2 separate regions of the Homo sapiens genome follow, and region 1 is linked to region 2. A link is a loop called in an ENCODE intact Hi-C map of the cell type or tissue named here. Cell type or tissue: PC-3. All regions are shown on one strand. Each heading gives the region's core, and the rest is flanking DNA. Links, peaks and the distances in the headings are about the cores only.

Region 1 (9,528 bases), core at 714-8,713, 180 kb before region 2:
GAAATGAAAATTATTCCTTCACAGTTAGGAGACCAAACACAGTATACTGAAATTACATTTAATTTGTAAGAATCTCCTCTTTCTTGCCTTATTCCCTTTTACTGGACCTTGAAGGGTGTCATCCCAGCACAGGCTGTTAATACCGAAGCAGAAGGATCGTGTCTGAACCTAAAAGTTTGTCTTGGACCTCCTTCCTTGTAATAAATCGATCTCTTTAACGGTCATATTCCTCTTACGTTTCTAAAATTCTCCTAGTAGCTTTAACTGATTATTCAAAATGGAGACAGTGCTTTGCTTCTTGATTTTAAGATTTGTAAAATTTAAAGGTACACTGCCTTTATTTGATTTTGCTTGGAGTCACTGTGTGAAAATTAATTGAGCGTTGACAATCTATAGTTAGTACCAGCGATTTTAATCAATATGCAATGATGCAGCGTAATGGCAAAGTATTGGTTTATCTGTTTTGACTGATTTTTTTCTATAAATAAAGCAAACATACACCCATATATGTATGATTTATGGTGATAGAAATAAAACGGAGTCAGACTATTAACCCAGCAAATATGGTAGCCTGCCAAGATGCAGTTGGCAGGCAAAATTAATGTCTGAAACAGAACACATTACTGAGATAAAGGACATAAAATTATTAAACACTTCGTGCATCCATTTTTACCAGGAAGGAGTCCTTAGTTTCCGTGTATTATTTTACAGTAAATGGCTATAGGACTAGATGTGTAGGCTACCAAAAAGAAAGGAAAAAAAAGAACCAGGTCATTCACTGTTGTGGCATCAGTAGTCAGCTGTGCTATTTCTAGCAACCCCTCCTTCTAGAACCCAGCTAAGCAAAATGGTGAGCCTCTGAGACAACTTGGCTGAAGTCATCTCGAAGAAGCATAGCCAATTGCACAGGGCATTCACTGCCTTGGAACTTTTTGAAAGTCTTCAGATGGCTTTAGTGAAATGGTTTTCCCAGATTGAAGGGTTCAAATCTTTGCACCTAGCAGCAAGCGAGAGAATGAGATTATCTCTGTCTTCCTCCACGGATTAAAAACAGTGATAGGATAATGGTTGGACCCAGCACTGTAGGCCTGGATCTTGGGGCTTCTTGGGAAGAGGAAGGATACAATTAAAGATAAGGAACTACAAAACCCCGTAGGGCGCTTGGCGAGTGACCGGGCTGGGTGTTGGCAGAGAGCACCATGTGTGTAAGCCCCTGTGGGCCACAAAAGGACCATTGGGATTCTTCACGTGGACCAGTGTTAAGCAGCTGGTAAACAGGGAAAAGCATGGGGGGAAGTGAACAGGGATGGAAGGTTTGTCTTGATTAGTATTAAAAAAAAATGTTTTACTTTCTAGAAAATTGTAACTTTGAAGGGGACCTCCTACTAAATTTATTTTTAACTGCTCTATTGAAAATTCTCTACCACTAGTCAACATTATCTCTTAGTAGCTCAGCACAGTATTTCTTTATTAGAAGAAATCGGCACGAATATTTTTGACTGAAAAATTAATAGCTTTTGAATTCATACACAGCAGGTTTTCTTTTGCAAAGAAGTCCAATATCGCTGCACAGCACTTCTATAACCATTTATTTAGAGTCCAAGTCAAACCTTTGACAGCTAGAGCAGCGCTACAAGCCAATATAAAGAACTCCAAGATGTAAACCAACAATAGGCCGTCTGTGTGAGGTTTGCCATTGTCAAATACATAGATTGTTTGGATTAGTTTATGTAAATGTACTGTTGTATTACCCTTTGAAAAAAAAAAAGATCACATTTGTGTATGAAAAGTGGTTCCCTTCACAGGCAGCATTATAAATTCCTTATCCTTTAACTTACATGTAAGAAGTAAAAATTGGTGCCTGACAAGCAGATATTGTGTGACACTCTGTTGTCGGAGTGAACCTGCCTTCTTTTCATTTATTGGAAAATAGAAAATTTTATTAAAGATACCATCTTATAAATCAGGAATTATTAAAATATGTATAGGTGAGGCATTGGGAAATTAATTATAAAAGGTAGACGTGTAATGTTTTGCATAAATTTTCACTTCTTTGCCAAAAAGAAAAAAAAAAGGGCACACACATACAGCAAACCCTTGATGCTTTCAACTTTAAGGGCCCAGAGCTATCTGGTGACTGATTCTCATGTGCAAAATATTCCCTGCAGTCTGTAATTAATTTATTCCGCCCTAAATAATAGAATGCATGGCGTTTGTTTGAATGAGTATCCTTCTAGAATCTTTAATTTGAAACAGGCAGTCACCAGGATTCAAATCTAACCATAGATGGGGACTTTCATGTTACAACCTTGCCAGTAAGTTCATGAAGCTTTTTCTTTTTTCCATTTCTGTGTAGAAGAAACCTCGTGTTTATTTTAAAATTCTTAGTCACTAAGTGATAGAATGCTTTGCTGTAAATGTTGCTTTTCACTAAATGCCATTTGGGTGTTAAGTGTCATTTGCTGTATCCAATCATCCAACCAGTCCTCATTTCATTGCATCAAAGAAACTGCTAAAACGTTCTTAGATTGTTTTTACATCAGCTCATAGACGCATTTTCTGGATCTTATTGTGGGACTCATCAGATTTGGATAGTTAGAGGATACGCTCATCTCGGGAAGGTGCCCAAGTTTTTGGACATGGATCTGAGGAAGAAAGCTTATGGGTGAACTGGGGCAGGAGCTCACGGGCTTCCCATCCCTCAGACTCCTTCGACGGCCTTTCTTCCTGCTTGCTATCACATCTCTTTAAACCTAAGTAAAATCTTCCTTTCAGAACAAAACCAAAGACTCAAGGTGCAGGTTGGTTATGGAAAGGGAATTTCTGCATTTAAAATCAAACTATTCCATCAACAAATATTTCTTGAGCATGTGACATACGTGACAAGTAGTCAGTCACATGAGCAAGGCCCATCCCTGCCATGGAGGTGTTCAGAGTCTGGTAAAAGAAATAACAGATAAACTACATACATACTCACACAGTCTCACTTTCCGTGAATTGCACTACCTGTAAGTAGAACAGCTGACCCAGAATGGTAAAGTCAGGGGAGATTGCTGGGAGAAATGATGTCTAAGCTGAAACCTACAAGATGAGCAGGAAGAAATGGTAAGAGGTCAGCCTTGTGAACCTTTCCTTAGGTTAAGAGTGGGTGCCCAGATCGGTCCCTCTGATTGGTGAGTATCAGTGTAGAGGAAGAAAAGGAATAGCCAACATCAGTTAAGACAAGCTTTTCAAACTTTTAATTTTATAAAGACTGGACCCTGCGTGGACGTATGTAGTATGTGTAAGTTGACCAGAGCAGCCCTAAGCTCTAGCTCTCAGGTACATAGAGCCGAAAAGCAGTTCTTACATTTAGAATGGCCACATTTCTTGTTATTTTAAAAGATTCTATTCTTTTCTATGGAAAGAAAAGCAAAAACAAACAATAGTAAACTGCCCTAATGAAAATGATTGATATTCTTTTGTTCCAGACTCAGTAAACATTCTCAAAGTAAACACCCAAATGTCTTGCTTGGAGGTTAATTTCTCCGTGCTTACTCTGTGGAGAATTTGCCAAGATACTTCATTTGGGGGAGGGAGTGAAAAACTAAGAGGACAAAACAAAAACAAAAAGAAACATGTCTGTGATATGATGACTTTATTAAATTACTACGGATTTCTTAAAAAGACTTTTCACACTCTGTCATTATGTCAGGAAAACACTGTAAATCGTATTTTATAATACTGAGTACATGAGAAGAACGCTTTGCTTTAGGGTATTCCTGCACATCAGAGAACAACTTCTGCTCCTGGAGAAACCACATTCTTTTAGATTTGGTGGGCACGTAATTACAGTGTAGGTGGTATATTCTTCTTGACGAAAATCTTATAAAGCACTTACAGGAACTTGGATATTTGTAATGAAATATAGTATTAGATTTTCATTTTTATACATTTTCTTTTCCTCTAACCATAGCCATTAGGACTGTTTTGAAAGAGTTTTTAGCTCCTATAAAAACAAAGTGCCCCCCCGAAAAGAAAGGGTCTTTTAACTCTTCAAGGATCATTTGGGCTGCCTGGGTCCTTGCTTTAGAGTTGGAGAAATAATATTAAGCAGTCATAAAAAGGGATTCTTAGGCACAATACACAAAAGCTGTTTTATATACTGTTTTTCATTAAGTGCCCCACCCCCACCAACCTTTCAACTAGAATTTTTTTGTTTTTGCTTTTAGTATCCCTGCCAGTACCACCACCTTCTAAGTAAGTCATAACCTTCCACGAGTTCGCTTCTCTAAAACAGGGCCAGGCTGAGATGGTAAAGGAAAGGAAAGGAAAGGCTTGTAACAAAGGCTGCCACCCATTGTCCTGCCCTCCGCACGGCCTGGTAACGTCCCTCCAGCCTCAGAAAGGCCGTCTCTGAACTCAGTGATTCATGCCCAGAAATGACACTGCCATGCAGTTAAAGCAGGACTTGAGCTGGCTCAGGCCAGTAAAACAAGAGCAGAAAAACAAGTTCTGTGAGCCCGAAAGTCCCTACTACGCAGTTGTGTCCCTTGGTGTTTGGGTTTCAGGTTTGTCTTTTGTTCTCAGAATCTGTTTTCATGTGAGGCAAGAGCACAAACAAAAATAAAAATGAGTTCTTATGGGAATACTTACAAGTCTGTTTCTGTCAGGGGTTTACATCAGCAGTTTATTTTTTTAATGTGAGTGACTCATCATCTTTAAACAGGAGGGGAGATTACTGTTAAAAACTAAAGAAAGATTAATTAATTAAAAAAAAAAAGGGACTAAGCAGAATAGTGGGTAGCCAACCAAGTTTGAATAGTTTCGATGGCTAAAAGAAAAGCTGATGCCTGAGAGTACAAATAAATTTAAAAAATAAAACCCTACAGCAATTTTAAATGACATAAGAATTTAACTTTTGGCCAGAGTTTCAAAGAGATTATCTTTGCTGAAATCATCACATGATGGAAACTTGCCATGTAGAAAATATCAGAGTTACTGACTTTTCTAAACATAGCAACTTCTTTTAAATAGAAAAGGAACACAATAAGAAAAATAGGCTTTCCATCAGGAAAAGAAACCCTCCCAGTCCATTCCCTTCCTGCCCCATGCCCCAGAAAAAATTATCTTTTAAAACCTGAACTGCAATCAGAAACACAAAGCACATATGCTTTCATTTCTAATTGATGATTACATTAAGATTTAATAGTTTACAATTAAGATGAATATTTCAAGATTACAGCAAAAACACACACCATTCCCCATTTGCTCTTCTGTTCTAAGTCTGTAATTAATTTTTTTTGGGGGGGCACTCTTTTTTCAAAGAGGCCTTAATTAAGAGAGCAGGTTTGGTTTGAACACAGAGCCTGCTTTGAGTCTTTCTTCTCCATTCTTTCTCTCTCAACCTTCCCTTTCGAAGATGGTTTCTCCTCCAGACAAGCATGTGATCATCAAACAGAAGTTTAAAAGTTAAGAAACTTCTGTACCAGTTGACAAGGTTGACATTTCATTAACTTGTTGGTTCAGCCTTCAAATGATTTTGTGTGGCAAAGCACCCTGTGTTTGGAGTGTACAGCTTTTTCTTCTTCCTTCCCTCACGGGCTAGTCATGTTTAATTTGGAATCTGGGCTCCTTTGGCAAATTAGCAATTAGAACAATTTTGTGGGAATATGTATATGTGTCATTAGTTTTCCTGCAAATTAATAGCAAGGGCAGAGGTCAGGCAGAAATTTTCCACTTGACTGCAGCTCCTCTATTGAGACTTGGCACTTGGTTTTGGAATGGCCACAGCTGCTCTCAGCCACCCTCTTCCTCTAGGAACTGTCTTTTAATTAGTTTACCTCATAGCCATCATTACAAATATTACTGCCTCCCCTCCTCGAAATAAAATTACTGTTTCTACAAAATATTCCAGTGACATCTTGCACCACTGCACATTGATGGTGGGGTCAGTCGAATGCAGCATTTAATCATTAGATCACCTCCATCCGCGTCTCCTAATTAGAGTCCTTACAATACATTTTTATCTGGTAATTAGCTGAGATTGGCTGCTTCCTCTGTGGCTTATTAGAGACAGCCCAGCAGTGGGTGTGAATCACGGTGTCATTTGTCAAGCCTGGTAAGCCCCCTCTCTGCTCTCTTCTGGCTCAGTATTTATTCCCACTTGCTAATGTTCAAAAGCCTCCAGAAAATTCTACCTTCATCTCTTCCTTTGTGGATTGTGCTAACTTGGAGGGATTTTATTTTTCGCTGTTGCTTTTTTTTTTTTTTTTTTTTTTTTTTTGGTAGAAAGAGTCCTAGTGGTGCGATCTTGGTAATAGCTACAAGGCTCACATCCTTTCGGCATTTTGATGACATTTTACTGTGGGATTTGTCTATTCTTCGTAGCTGTGAACACCCAAAAAGATGGGCTTGCACTTGCTGAATGAGTTTTGATTTCTGACAATGAAACTGGAACTCAGTTAACTTGGTGATCTTCCTCCCAAAACTGAAAGGGAGCAGGCATGAAGGACATTTGTGTTTGTAATTTTCATTGCATCTTTCAGAAAGCCACAGTGTTTAGGGAAAAGTTCTTAAACTGAAAAGAGAAGCCGAGAAGTATAGTCAGTCCTCAGAACTGCTTTGTGGTTACTGTGTACCTTTGCCCTTTGACTGACGTATGTGTTTGATGGTAAGCGCTTCAAGGGCAGCAATTAGCTGTTTTCTTCCTGTTTTTGTCATTGTAGGAGTAACTGCCTTATATTTGCTCAGTTACACGTGTTGATTGTCATGCATAAGCAGGGATAAAATGCTCTGCACGGAATCTTTTCCAAAAATGAGCATACAGAAAAATGAAACTGGTTAGTGTTCATTTTTGCTATTAACTAGGCATAAGATGATTATACAAAGGATCTAGAATCATACAAGTGTGTGGTTTGACCTTGGGTCTGGGTTGGGAATATGGGCAAATTATTTAATCTCTCCAAGCCTCAGTTTGCTTATCTGTAAAGTATGAGTAATAACATCTCAGATATTAGTGGTGGTATGAGAATTGAAGGAGACCACACAGTGGCAGGTGGTTTTAAAACATGATTTTTACAAATGTTACCCATGACTTTCCAAAGCGCTCTGAGATTCTTAGGCTTAGCAGCGTCTGAATTATAAAAGCTGTATATTTATGAGCATTAGCCTTTCATGCACTAATTTCCTTGACCCTTTGCTTGGGCTGATGCTTATACATACTGTTCCTGGACTTGGTCAGTGATTAAGGCCCGAGGTGAAGAAGAGGTCAGCCCCAACTCTTCCCCCCTTGGCTTCTCAGCTCTGCCCCATCCTGCGGCTGCTACTCTGAACTGTTCACACTTAGTTTGCAAATGTGTGTCAGAAAGCCAGGTTTCCAACATTATAGAGAAAAACCCGCTCATGGCATCTGCTCAGCTTGCTGGGGCATTTGTAAGGGCAGTGCCATCTCCAGAGCTTGCTCTTCGCAGGCATTGTCTCTTGCTCACCGAGACAACATTCTACGCTGAAAATAAAAAGGAAAGCACAACTCAAAGCTCACAACATTCTGTTTCCAGCGCCATGTTTACATTTTTCCATTAGTATTTCTTCATGATATTTGATCTTTCTTTTCTTCAGGTTCATTGCTTTTTTATGAAACTCTCCTGAAACATATTAGAGAGGATTCTCAGGCCCCCCTCCCTTTTTTTTTTTTTTTAACTAGAGTGTGAGTAAAGGTCGAGTCTTCCCAACATATTGGAACTCTCTTTTAATAAGTTCTTTGATTATGATCTCAGAGGAATCTCATTTTTAATACCTTCCACAAATACTGCCTTGTACTTAAGACTGACTATAGCAATGGTGAATTAGACTTGGTGAAATAGACTTACTATGGTAAGTGATTTGAAATCTGGTTTGAGAAAATATTACCAAGTAAGCCTACTTTGCTGAAGTTTATTGGATTTTAGGGTGGGTCTGTGTATCTGAGACAGCACATAAACAGTAATACATACGCTGAAAACAACCAAATTCTTCAGCATTGCCAGACGTAAAATAATATTTCTGTTGCAACAAATTTTGGGGAAGGGTTATGCCTTTTAGTATTTGTAAGAACAGTACTTTAAGGTGAAGATAAGAAAGATAAATTGAAACAGTGCTCATTAATTTATTTTTTTCTTTTTTTTTTTTTTTTTTTTTTTTTTTTTTTTTTTTTTTTTGAGGTAGAGTCTCACTCTATCACCCAGGCTGGAATGCAGTGGTGATCTCAGCTCACTGCAACCTCTGCCTCCCAGACTCAAGCTATCTTCCCACCTCAGCCTCCTAGGTAGCTGGGACTACAGGCATGTGCCACCACACATGGCTAATTTGTGTGTGTGTGTATGTGTGTGCGTTAATGGAGACAGAGTTTCACCATGTTGTCCAGCCTGGTTTCAAACTCCTGGCCTCAAGAGATCCTCCCACCTCAGCCTCCCAAGGTGCTGGGATTACAGGTGTGAGCCACCATGCCCGGCCTATTTTATTCTCTTCTACTTCAAATAAGTAATATTCATTTCCTAACTTGAAGCAGATTATTTCCCATTTTATAGAACATTCAAAACTTGAAGGAAAAAAATCAAAAACCTCAGTTGCAGATCTCCCGTATTCTGTAAAAGAATGTCACAATAAAAAAAATTAACAGATCCCAAGCCTGTATTTGATAGATTTAATAAAGGTTATTCATAATGCTGTTAAGGATTATTTTCTGCCAACTGATTGATTGATTGATAGAAACAAATGACAGCTGGTGGGGTCAGGCCCATTGTGTTTAATATGAGTAATAAATAGGCCACACATATTTGCAGGAGTTCTCGTCATCCACGAAGCTGCATGAGGGAGCTCAGTAGGCTCTTCCTGGGCTGTCTAGTATGGTAGCTACTAGCCACATGGGGCTCTTTCCATTTACATTTATTAAAGTTTAATTTTAATAAAAATCAAGTAAAAACAGCTCTTTGGTTGTGCTAGCATATTGCAGAAATTCTGCTGGACACTTCTTCAGATCTACACCAGCGTATCCCAACTGGTGTCACCTAAAATACTCAGCTTCACTGGTATTGCTAAGGACTTCTCTCCCTCTTTGAGGTTGACAAGGCCTGATGGGCGATCAAAGCCTATAGGTGAGACATCACAATGAAATAAATGTCTTGACTCAGGGTTTCTCACACTCCCTCAGGTAGGTAACCCCTTTTTGAGCCTGTAAACACCCATGTAGCAGCCTTTGGAAAAGAGACCGCTGCCAGAGATATCTTACACTGCATCCTAAGTGAATTCACGCAGGACTCACCGTGTGTTTCGGTTCATGGTAAACATACCATCTACATAGAGGAAGAAACGGTGCCCACGCATCCTCTGTGTTACTCCTGCTAGATGTGGTTCCTGGGTTGCTCTGGTTTTCTGAAGGTCTTCTAAGACGTTGTTTTTTTCCTTGCAGTTGAATCTGGTATCAAGTGTCACTCTCTCCAAGTCCGCATCGGAGGCTTCTCCACAGAGCTTACCTCATACTCCAACGACCCCAACCGCCCCCCTGACTCC
Region 2 (11,993 bases), core at 1,769-9,768:
ACTTTATCTTAAAGAGAGATGTGGGCAGGAGAAAAGGAGATCAAGGTAAAGGCTAGTTTCGAGAAAGGATAGAATGTTTAAGATCTAGCAGAAGCTGAAAAAAGCGAGCTCTGATATAAAAATCTAAGACAGTAGGAAAACATGATTCTATTTATGAATGTTTGATTTAATCACAGTTCTTCAGGAATGCAATAACACATTACCTGAGGAATGCCTATGTTGAACTGCCATTGTCTTTGAGTGGCTAGATGAAGTTAACATTTGAACTTGCAAAGTTTGAGTAAAAACAGAAACATAAAGATTTTAATATATGTTACCTACATGAATTTCATGGGAAGTTTGTTGTTTCCACAAAATAATTTGTGAATTACAATTAAGATGGTGAATGAAACATTTGTTGAAATCATAATTCAAAGAGTTTATACCAAGAAGGAAGGAGTGTCCTTTACAAGTAAACACCTATATTAACATAAAAGGCTAAAGACATGTAATGGTAGTTATATTTTATATTCAGAAAACACCAGACCAATTAAGGAACAGAGGTAAGCTGTTGGGTTATATTTTCAGATGCATCTTAAACCACAGATTGTATTTAACAAATTCTTGATGTACTTTTTTTTTTTTTTTAAAGCACCTTAACATTGCTGCTGACCAGGCAGTGGTTGTGACAGAGTTATCACCTGTGCTTGCTCAGGAAAGCTCACTGCAGCAGTGAGTGTCAGCAGTTTGGAAGAAAGTCTTGGAGATAATAATTTAAGGATGCTAATATTCAAATAGTGCAGAACTTAAGAATATATTGAAAAACACAAATATCAACAACTGTGTAAAAAATGAATTTGGATGGGTTAAACTATAAATATGCAGAAATTTTAGGTATTTTAACCATTTATTTTACTTACTTTTTTGTGTTTTCACAAGCGTGAAATATGATACAAATATGTGACAAAGTTTAAAACTGTTATTTTGATAAGTATAGAATAAAAATTCTAGGTGATAAGAAAGCATTACGGTGAAGTTTAAGCAGCCATGTTTTTCTTTCTTAGTGGTAAGTAAAAAAAAATAGTGTGCCTTACAATTTACAGTATCTTAGAGTCAATGAAATATGGGAGTTAGTTGAGATGTCACCTTCTGTCATCTAAGAAGTGAGGTAAAAAGAGAATGAGAGAGACAGATGGTAATAGTGACCAAGAACGATGCTACCTACTGCCCTCTCCTGCCCTGAAAATAGAAGAAAGCAATGATAATAAAAGGTATTCAATGAATTGCTGACTAGTAAAGATAAAAGCATAAAGTTGGTAAGCACTTCTCTATGGCGAGGTATGCCATGATTAAACAAATGATTCAATCAATTTCATAGACGACCTTGGTGTTTAATCTTAGTCCGCCTCTGTCACTGAATCTGAAATCCAATTTAATGTCTGCTTTGTACATCAAAGAGCAAAAATAGGTCCATGCTACATATTTTCTTGAAGGAACAACTTAAATTAAAAGAGAAAAACCTTCCCAAATATTAAGGTTGATGTTGATGCATTAAGTAGGATAACTCTAAATTTGGCACTTCTATAGAGCAAGTTGATCTTTTCTCAGATAAATTATTCTTCAAGAATATCTTCAATGTCAAACCTCAAATGGTGTCTTACAATACTGCCAGTCAGTCATTGTATATGTTCTCTTTCAACTGATTTATCTACCAGGGCCTTTTTGTGCTTGTTGATTGCAAAGTCAATCTTGCATATATTCCGTTTTCCTGATCTGTTTGACAGAATCTTAGCGAAACATTCAAGGAGAAGATCCTGCTTCCATAGTTACATCACTCCTTTTGAGATTCCATTGCAATTCAGCAGCAGATAATACCAATTCCAACTTTATAGTGTAACTTCCATTTTGTGGAAAGCTATTTTCATTTTGGCACATTAACTAGTACAATATGAAAATGAAAAATCCTAAAGTGAATATGAAAATCTGTATACCCTCCAGCTGATTCTTCAAAGTTCATTTTTAAAATGTACTTGTTTTGAGATTCTCTGCTGTAGGAAAACTGTATTTACCAAACCATGTAGCACATTCCTAGACAGACACAATACCACTAAATCAGTCCATTTAATGTTGGCACTTTCCTTACTTGAGAGTTTGGTTTTGAGTACTGTTCTCCCTTCCTTGCTGATAATATAGTTTTTGGAGTATCTAGTAACTGCTGGCAAATTTTAGTCATCTTACCTAACTGGAGCTAAACCAAAATGATGGGTAGCACTAGGAAGGCCACATTTCCCAACCTACCTTGCAACCAGATGGGATCGTACAATGATGTTTTGGCCAATAGAATGTGGACAGAGTGATATAGCCACTTCCAGGTCTCACTCTTCTCTTTCTTCGCTTGTTGGATGATAGATCTCAAGAATCTAGGGAGGATTCTGAGACTTAAGGGAGGTCTGAACAGTAGAAGTAAGGAGACTGGGTCCATGTATGACTCTGTGGAGCAGAGTGACCCCACACTCTCAACCCAAATTTGACTGTGCCAAGGGTGACACATCACCCTCTGTTATGTTAATCTGCTGAAATGCTGGGACTGTGTGTTTCAACAACTAGGGTTACTTAACCTGATTAGTAATGATAGTGTAATAGTTAGAGAAATCCCCAACTATATTCTTTAGGAGTTCCACCAGATATTATATAGTATATAATATAGAAATATGGCCTTTGTAACATATGACAACTTAATTGAAATGTGTCTGGACATTTATTCCCTCATCTCAGAATTTTTTTTTAAATTTTAATATTTTAAATTTTAATTTTCATGAATACATAGTAGTATATATTTGTGGGGTATATGCAATAATTTGATACAGGCAGAGAGTGGGTAATGATCAAATTAGGGTAATTAGAATATCCATCACCTCAAACACTTATTATTTCTTTGTGTTAGGAACATTCCAATTCTACTTCTATAGTTATTTTAAAATATACAATAAATTATTTTTAATTGTACTTGCTCTATTATGTTACTGAACATTAGATGTCATTCCTTCTATCTAACTCAAGTGTAGATCCACTGACTAACCAATCTTCATCCCCACCACCTCCTCAGTACCCTCCCTGGCCTCTCTGGTAATGATCATTCTACTCTCTATTTCCATAAGGTCAACTTTTTTTTAGCTCCTACATTTGAGAACATGTGACAGAAAAATATAGAATGTTCCACAAATTTGCGTGTCATCCTTGTGCAGAGGCCATGCTAATCTCCGTATTGTTCCAATTTTAGTATATGTGCTTTGAACTGAGTACTCTGAAATGTTTTTGAGTGTTATTTTCCAAGCATTGGATAAGTTCGGGGGATACCATAAAAAGCCAAATAGGCGTGGTTATAGTCCACAGAGCTTATAGTCCAGGAAGTAGATGTTGACCAATGGATACACATATAAATGTAAAATTATAACCATGCTCCTTTCTATGACATACAGAATCATGATCCTATCAGACATAAAAATAGAAATATTTGACTTCATTAGGGAGGCATCCATGAGGAAGGATTCCATGCTGAGAGGGGCAGATGTGTGGTTACCACATGAAAGTCAGATGGCAGGAGACAAAATGAAAGAGGGTCAGAGTGGGTGGAGCAGGCAGAGTGAAGGGAAATGGGTCAGGTGAGCCTAGATAAGAGTACAGGTTAGAGGAAGTATTTTACTCTTCACTTAGACACTAAAGAATGACATTTGCCCTTTGCCCTTTGAAAAACACTGCTCTGGCTACATTTTGGGGAATGGATTGGACATGAACATGTACCTATATTTATATGAAGGGAGTATGTGGTAATATGAGACTCACCTGTCAAGATACATGTACCTGGCTGGGTGTGGTGGCTCATGCCTGTAATACCAGTATTTTGAGAGGACAAGATGGGTGGATCACTTGAGTCCAGGAGTTCGAGACCAGCCTAAGTAACATGGTAAAACCTTGTCTCTACAAAAAAAATACAAAAAAATTGGCCAAGCCTGGCGGCATGTACCTGTAGTCCCAGCTACTTGGGAGCCTTAGGTGGGAGAATCACCTGAGCCCAGAAGGCAGAGGTTTCACTGAGCTGAGATTGTGCCACTGCACTCCAGCCTGGGTGACAGAGTGAGACACCGTCTCAAAAAAAAAAAAAAAAAAAAAAAAAGAGAGAGACATAGCTCAGGAAAAAAGGAAATATAAAAACAGTTCAGCAAAGGAAAAGTTTTTGGGATTTGGATGATTGGTGTTTTGGTAAACTTGTTACTTTCACCTTTGTGTCTTTTTTTTTTTTTTTTTTTTTTTTTTTTTTACCATTATAGATCAGTAGTTCAATATGGCAAGTTTGAGACAGGAGACATTGGTCTTAGGCCAGTGTGAACATCCAAAGCAAATGAGATTGCAGTGAACTACGAGGCTGGTGTGAGTGAGATTTTTGTTATCAGTTGCCCTAGCATCCAATCCCCTGTGGAAACCTGCAAGTCACTCATCCACAGCAACCAAGTAAGAGGACTCCCCTCAAAAGACACTGGGATGCTTTGACACTCATTATTTGGAAGATAAGGAGACACCACAGTTTGTCCACAAAATTTATGAAGGACTGTGCCCAAAACACAAAGGAGAAAGACCTGCTTGGCTTCCCTCTCTGATCTACCCAGATTTCTGACAACCATGTCCCTCTGTCTCAGATTGTTTTCCAGTTCCCAAGAGAATGAGATGTTGATATCTTGAATCTTTTATATAGACTTGTTTTCTTTCTCTCTGTATATGAGAACTGCTGCTATGGAGGCTTATGATTCAGTAATCACCTTGAGATATTCCTTTTCCTTCTCGGGGCCCCGACTGTATTTCTCACCCTTGCGATCCAGGCTGCAGAGCCTGACAAACGCACCCTCTCAACCACATCAACACCAGCGCAGGTTCAGACTGGCCTTCTCTCCTCCACACACGAGGGAAAGAGCTGGACGCTCAGCCCTTTGTTACTTTTTATTTTTAGACTCAATTCACCTCTCCAGAAGCAATACATAGAGAGAATGCTGAATAGACTGCCCTGCATTGAGACACTTCTCAAAGATATCTTTTTCCCTTTAAGAAAGAATGACTGATTGCAAGTATTTATTTTCTAAGGTACAATTGTAGACCTTCAAAGTCAGACTGTTAATTTGATGATATTAACTTTTGAGTCACTTGACTAGTCAGTTTAGGAAGCAACAATTCTCTCAAAACTCTTATAATTACATTTGGACAAGTTTGTGCGTAGGACCGCAAGTCCATCAGCTTATTATAACCATAGTGCGTTCACACACCATCTTCATTATCTTGTGCTAAAGAAGAGAGCACACACTCCTCTGTGGGTAATTTTAGATTGGCCACTGACACACTCTGCAGTGTTTATAAAGAAAACAAAACTTGGATGTTGGCCCTTTTAATTATAACTGGCAGAATTGCTACACCCAAAAATCACATAATCTCTTCACCATATTATATCTTTGAAGACATCTGCTTGCAAAGCAGTAACAAGGAACTTGAATTCTAAAAACAAACTTTGTACTAGATTGATTGGTTTGGCGAGCCACGCTTCTGAAGTACTGACGGATTCTGAAAGATATATTCCTGAACTTCAAGAAAAGTTTAAAATATGCTATAATGGAGTTACATCAAATTGTCTTTGGTCTGGACATGCAGATTAGAGACTGAGATCCTATTTCATCGTGAAGGAAGGTCCAACTGGCCCAGTGGCAAATATCATAAATGTCACCAGTCATTCTGCGTTTTTGTTTTGAGTTTCCAAATAAACATCTAGCCAGTGAAATAGCTGGATAGTCCAGTGCACTATTTCACCTGAGAAATGATCATCACATAAGGTTCTATGTTCTAGGTGCTTTATATATAATATTGTGAAGACAACTGAGAGTGCTGAACATTCCACCAGAGGGAGAAAGCTGATCTTTGACATCATCTTTACTATTTATCAAGCATATACCTCTCTTCATGTAGATTTGGGATATGATCTGAGTCCATTTTTTGAGTAATTACATTGTGATCCTAGTCACTTCCCCCGGGGCAGATCATTTCGCAGTTTGCAGAGTTCCTAAACTCATAGTACTGTAGCCTGAAAGATGAAATGGAACAATTAATCGTTATCTATGCTCTGCAGATGAGTAAGAATCTTTCCTTTCGTAGGAGATTCGTGCATGTGTATTTGAATTAACAGTCTAAGAAAAAACCCAATGCAAAAGCCTGAATTTGTTGCCAAAATAAAATTGCCTACATCTTATGTAGTCATGTAACTCATAAGGTTCCACCCTCCTTCCATAACTCTAGCCAAAGAGTCTGTTTTTCCTTCCCTAACACAGTGTTTTCTGGAGCCCAGGACTAGTTTTTAAACACTAAAATGACTTAAGAAGGCTGCTGGAAAAGTGAAAGCAATCTCATTGTACTGTATTAGTTCAACCAAAATGACTAACACATTTCAACATTTAGAATGTCCAATTGAACAAATATTTACTGCTCAGTTAGTAGTTTTAAGAATCTTTGTCCAAAATTACTTATCTTGTGGTAATGCTTTGAATATTGAGTATACATTTTAGATAAAGCAATTTTTCCTTTGATGTTAAAAATTGCCTTTATAAATAGGTACGTTGCCTAAAAATTATAAAATTGCATGTATTATTGGTAAGAGTTGAAAGTTCCCCAAAAGCTTCACAGATGTTGAAATTTGTTGTCATTCTAACGTTAATTTTATTAGTCCAAAGTATTTTTTCCCAAATGTTTTTCTGAGAAGTGCAGAGCAACTGCTGTTACCCCAGAGCACTGAACTATTAACTGTTAATGGCAGGGGAGTTTTCACATTCCAATATTTCAGCTGCATGCTTGGATATAAGTTATTTTGTTCATACATCCCCTTCTTGCAAATACGTAAGGCAGGAAAGTTAATAATTTTTGTGTTTGTTAAAAACTCCTGAATGTCTTCATATATGTAGCACAGACTCCAGAAACATTATTAGAACTAGCAAACCACTAGGATGATAGAAAGTGTGAAATTAAAACAAAAAGGTTTACAGTACTAAGAATGATTTATTTTAATGGAGCTAGTTCAGCGTTTCCATTTTGTGTATTTATGGTGCAGTTATTCAACATGTTTTCTTTTTTGGTAGGTCATGACAGGGAGACTTTGGCTGAAGAAAATCACAACAGACGAGAGATAATGCAAGAGAAAAATAAAACAATTCCATGAGGATGTCATTCTGGAACTTCCTGTTACCAGGGAGTGAGATCAGGATGCTTGGGGCAAGGTACATTTGGGTAAAGCTTTGGATTCTTAGAACTTCCACTGAGCACTGAGGGACAAAAGACTAGCAGGGGCTTCTAATTAGAAGAGTTTTGCAGCATGTGCTAAAGCTTACTTTCTTTAGAGTGCATGGCGTTATGCCCACAGATAGATGTCCCAGTTTCAAGTTGTGGGTGATTTTTATGCAAGTCTGTTTTATAGAATTAGTCTTCCAAGGTGTTTACATGGGCCAGGTAAAATCTTGATCATCAAGGGAAGATAGGTATATATGTACACACTGCAAAATAATTTGTCTCAAAGGTTGCTAACCCACAAAATTCCCCCCCAGGCTCAGAGAATCTAGAAAAGCCTCCGACTTCTACACAGCTCTCTCAAATGTGAAGGAAGGAGGCATGACTGCTCTTTGATTCTCATAGGAAATGTAAAGATGTAATTTCTGCAGTGAGTAATGGTACAAATAAAATTATGTTTATTATTATTTTATTCGTGGCATTTAATTATAGAGGGAGATGGGTAGTCAGATAGCAAAACAGCCATAAACAAGGGAAAGGCCCCTCTGTTTTTAAATGAATGCTCTAAAACAATTGGGAAGAACATTAATAGAACACCCGGCGAAAGACAGACTCGCAAGCTTATGCATTCACTTGGGGTTCATCAAATAATGGACCACTGGCCTATTTTTCAAGCCATTTCTCTGCAGTAACTTGACATTTGATAGGATTACCTTTGGATTTTGGTCTCAGTCTCTGCTATGCCTGAGATTGTCTTCTTTTGATTTAAAGATAATAGAGCCAAACATGCGAAACTGTTCTGTAAAGAGTCAACCTGTGACTCATAACCAAATATCAAAAAAGATTTTGTCTACAGTTTGCTTTCTTACCTCACTGTTATAACTGAAATGATCAAATGACTAGTTTCCATTATAAACACCATATATTTATTTTGTAAAAAAGCTTGACATTCTTCCGAGATGAAATATAATAGTATCATAAACCTCCAAGGCAATTCTGTTCCCCTTAAGACTCACAGCATTTGCTGATTATAATTTTAATTCGAAAGTTTCACCAGAAAAGGTGAATCAATTTTGCTTAAGCATAATGTTGAACAATTAAAAAAAAGCATCTGAGCAGGTCTGACATAGATAAAACCAAATTATGAGGCAGTGGAATTGTAAACAAAACACACTTTAACATTGGCAATGGACTTGACCATTCAAAATACAGTTAATAAGTTTCCAAACATGCAAGTTCTAATTTTAAAATTAAGCCTTCTAATTGCCAATTTCAAAAAAATGTAATGAGTTTAGAGTGGCCTTTTTATTATGCATGGTTTTATGTCTTTGGATTTCAAAATTACCTAGCATGCATTTTCAACTTTGCTACAATTTCCGGGCTGTTTTCATTTCTATTTAAAAAGGCTAAACAGTAAGATGTGCCTCTGCTTTGCATTCTGATTGCATGTAACTGATTTGCACAGCAGAACAAAAAACTCATTTTCAGATTAAGAATCGTGCACCAAGAAATAATTATTGTTCTACTAGAAAAAAATATTTTCCCACTTTCTCCCCTCATTTACGTGAACTGTTTGCCATGTTTCTCCCAGGTTGCTATCTTTTATAGACCACCATGCATTGCTCTTTAGGGACTCAAATAATGCAAATGGAAACAAGGAACATACAACTGTTTTGACTACATTCTTCTGCTTGCAACATAACACTTGCCTTTTATTATTTTATCTTCAACAATCAAGGGGTGACTAAATGGTTGCAGGTGGTGATGAAAATAAAAGCCATCCATCATTATTTATTAGGCATGAAAAAGATACACAATAATGTAATTTAATCTCAGAGCAGACAATTATTTCCACATATTGATAATACAATGTGAAAACTGTCATGAATTCTAATATGATATTTTGGCTTTATTGGTACGCCACAGCCAGCATGACAAATAATGAAATTGTATCAAAAAGAAAAAAAAAGGTAATTATGTGCATATGTCAATATCATGGGTGGAAAACATATCACCACATCTTTAAAGCTTCTTCATTATAACTTGACGAATTCAAAAGTTTGAAGTGGAAAAAGGTGTATTTCCAGTTTTCACTATTTAAGACAAAATCTATTACATTTGCACCACAACCTAGAATCTGAGTAAACACTGATGATGTGTTTTATCATATAAAATTTTTGAGAAACAGACAGTCTGCTAAAATATTTGCGAGAAGTATATATGCACTATAGGCTCAAATTTCTAACATGTTCTTTGGTTCACTTTAGTCTGGTAAAAATTTGCAGATGAAAACTCTGTGATCTCTAGTTTGAGCAGCATACACATGCCTATTAAATGTAGCAAAGAACGTACCTTTTAGCCAAATAAAGCAAATGGTTGAAAATAAACATCTTTGGTAGGAAAAATCCTGACTGATGAAATGTTTGGTTAAAAAAAGTGAAAGCGAATTTTTCATTATGTTAAATGATTTCTATTTCTCTTAGGTTGCTGAACTCCTTTCTTCAAATAGGCTTTGGTAGGAGAAAATAGGACAACAAAGAGACAAACTAGCATTTGATCTGTGTAGATGGGAACCAGAAACGTTTTCTGACTCCTATTTGAATAGATTTTAGTTTCTGTAAAGGAGTTATCATGATTAGAGACTTTCCAACTTAGAAATGAGATCGTTTTTAAAGTACCTTTACTTTATGCGGTATACACACACACACACACACACACACACACACACACACTCATTCTACAGCACATATACGCAGCATGCTCTGTACTTTCTTGGAGACTAATTTATTCAGGGTTCACATATAGATTACAAATATATTATTGGATAAGATAAATGATCTCCTCTTAGAAAAATGCCTTTTAGAATTATTAAGGAAGAAAAATATTTTAGACTTGGCTTTGAGTGGTGGGCAGGACCTGGAAGAAAAAGTATCTCTGAGTGATCACAACACTGTGACCATTCTGGGCTGGGAGAGAACATTTATATATCATGTGGTTACTCAATTTTATAAAAGGAACCTAAGAACAAGTGTAGGCACTGGTTAGGAAAAACAAATGAAAGGAATAATTTAAAAAGTCAATAAGCCACAGGAAATCTGGAGACTGTTTAAAAACACCTTACTGGAAGCCTAGCAAAAGTATGTGCCAGAGATCAAAGGGACACTTGGAAATGTGGCCCAAGTAAGGAAACCAGGGAGATCCGCAAACTATGGCAGGTCAGGTGTGAACAAGAATGCAGGCAAGCCAAAAGAGAATTCAAGAGTACCTTGCAAGTGACTCCAAAGCTAATAAAAATGTTCTTCAAAATATATCCATGGCAGGAAACCAAATAGAGAACTAATGGGCCGATCAAGTGACCCACTCTGGGCAGAAGAGATATTCTTCTTGGAAGACAGAAACTCTTCTGACTTGACTAAAAATGATTCATTTATTCATTTGTTTATTCAGTCCTTCCATATTTTCACACATTCAAACATCTATTCATCCATCTATTCAGTTATCTATTCACTCAACAGCAAAAAAAAAAAAAAAAAATGCAGAATGTGCTACCACAAGCCAGACTTTTGAGTTCAGTACTGGGAATATAATAGAAATATACATCATTCACTTATTCATTATTTTCACTCATTCAATCATCTATTCACTCATCCATCCATTTGATTATCTATTCATTCTACAAAAAAATTACAGAAGGTCTATCATGGAATAGACCCCGCGTTAAACACTGGGAATATATTAATATATAAGACATTCATTCATTCAATTGATATTTGTCTACTATGTCCCAAGCACTGGTTTAATTCTTTGAGATACATCAGTGAACGAAAGATACAATATCGCTGCTTAAATCTAGCTTCCTTTCCAGCAGGGAAGAGCAGTGCAGGTAGGCAACATAAACAATTAACAACTGATCATGAAATCACAATCAACCGTTTAGTATGAAAGTATTATTATGAAGGACAAGTTCAGGTAGCTATGAGTGTCTGATGGAGGCTCTGTCTGATGTAGAGAGTAGCACCCCATTCAAGGACTGGAAGAAACACGAGGGAGGAAGAGAGAAGCCAGAGATCAGTATGGTGAGATGACACAAAGACCACATTCTGTTGGGCTTGAAGGGCTATGTGAAGAATGCTAGATTTTACCTAAAGAACAATGGGAAGACACTGAAGGATTTTAAGCAAGAGTGATCTGCTTCAAAAGTTTGACACTCTTCTGTTCAAAACCCTGTGATGATTCCCTATTTCAAATAGGGTAAAAGCTGAAGTCTTTACAATCACCTCCAGGAACCTCCATGTTATTTTCTCTATAGCTCTCCAACTTAACTTTTTTTCACCCCTATCCACTGCTCATGGTGCTCTAGCTACACTGGTCTCTGTGCCCACTGGCTATTTCCCCCTGAAATCCAAATGGCTAATCCTTATCTTATTCAAGTCCTTTCTCAAATGTCATCTTGTCTATCAGGCATATCCTGAGCACCAGACTTAATACTGTAACTTCCCTACTACATCTACTTTTACCTTGCTTTGCATTTTTTCTCCCCATAGCACTCATTACCTTCTGATTTTCAGCACAATTTATTTATTATGTTTTGCACATTGTCTATACCCTGGCCCTCCTCTACAAGTCATATGTACTCTACATGAGGGAAGCAATTGTTATCCTTTGTTCACACATTTATCCTAATCCACTAAAACAGTGCCTAGGAC

The links. A loop is a pair of places that touch in the nucleus more often than their neighbours do. Peaks named below come from ENCODE experiments on the same cell type or tissue, not always from the same donor. Only the 100,000 strongest peaks of a DNase experiment are listed, where the experiment ranks them.
Region 1: a loop joins it to region 2, with 2.2 times the contacts of the local background. A loop is called at or near these places in 1 of 110 quality-filtered maps.

Annotation. Positions count from the first base shown.
Region 1 is chr3:70,977,929-70,987,456 of GRCh38, reverse strand. It overlaps FOXP1 (forkhead box P1), which reads left to right. Exons shown (of 21, transcript NM_001349338.3): 15 at 9,428-9,528. Among named protein-coding and RNA genes, the nearest start is that of FOXP1-AS1, 310 kb to the left of the region's middle. RefSeq lists an enhancer at 1,178-2,219. In PC-3, for the core only: no CTCF peak of the experiment used is centred there; a DNase peak (open chromatin) is centred at 4,466; H3K4me3 peaks cover 1,566 bases; H3K27ac peaks cover 2,979 bases.
Region 2 is chr3:70,799,639-70,811,631 of GRCh38, reverse strand. It overlaps the pseudogene RNU6-281P. Among named protein-coding and RNA genes, the nearest start is that of FOXP1-AS1, 480 kb to the left of the region's middle. In PC-3, for the core only: a CTCF peak has its summit at 5,914 (motif pointing right); a DNase peak (open chromatin) is centred at 8,101; H3K4me3 peaks cover 3,083 bases; H3K27ac peaks cover 3,865 bases.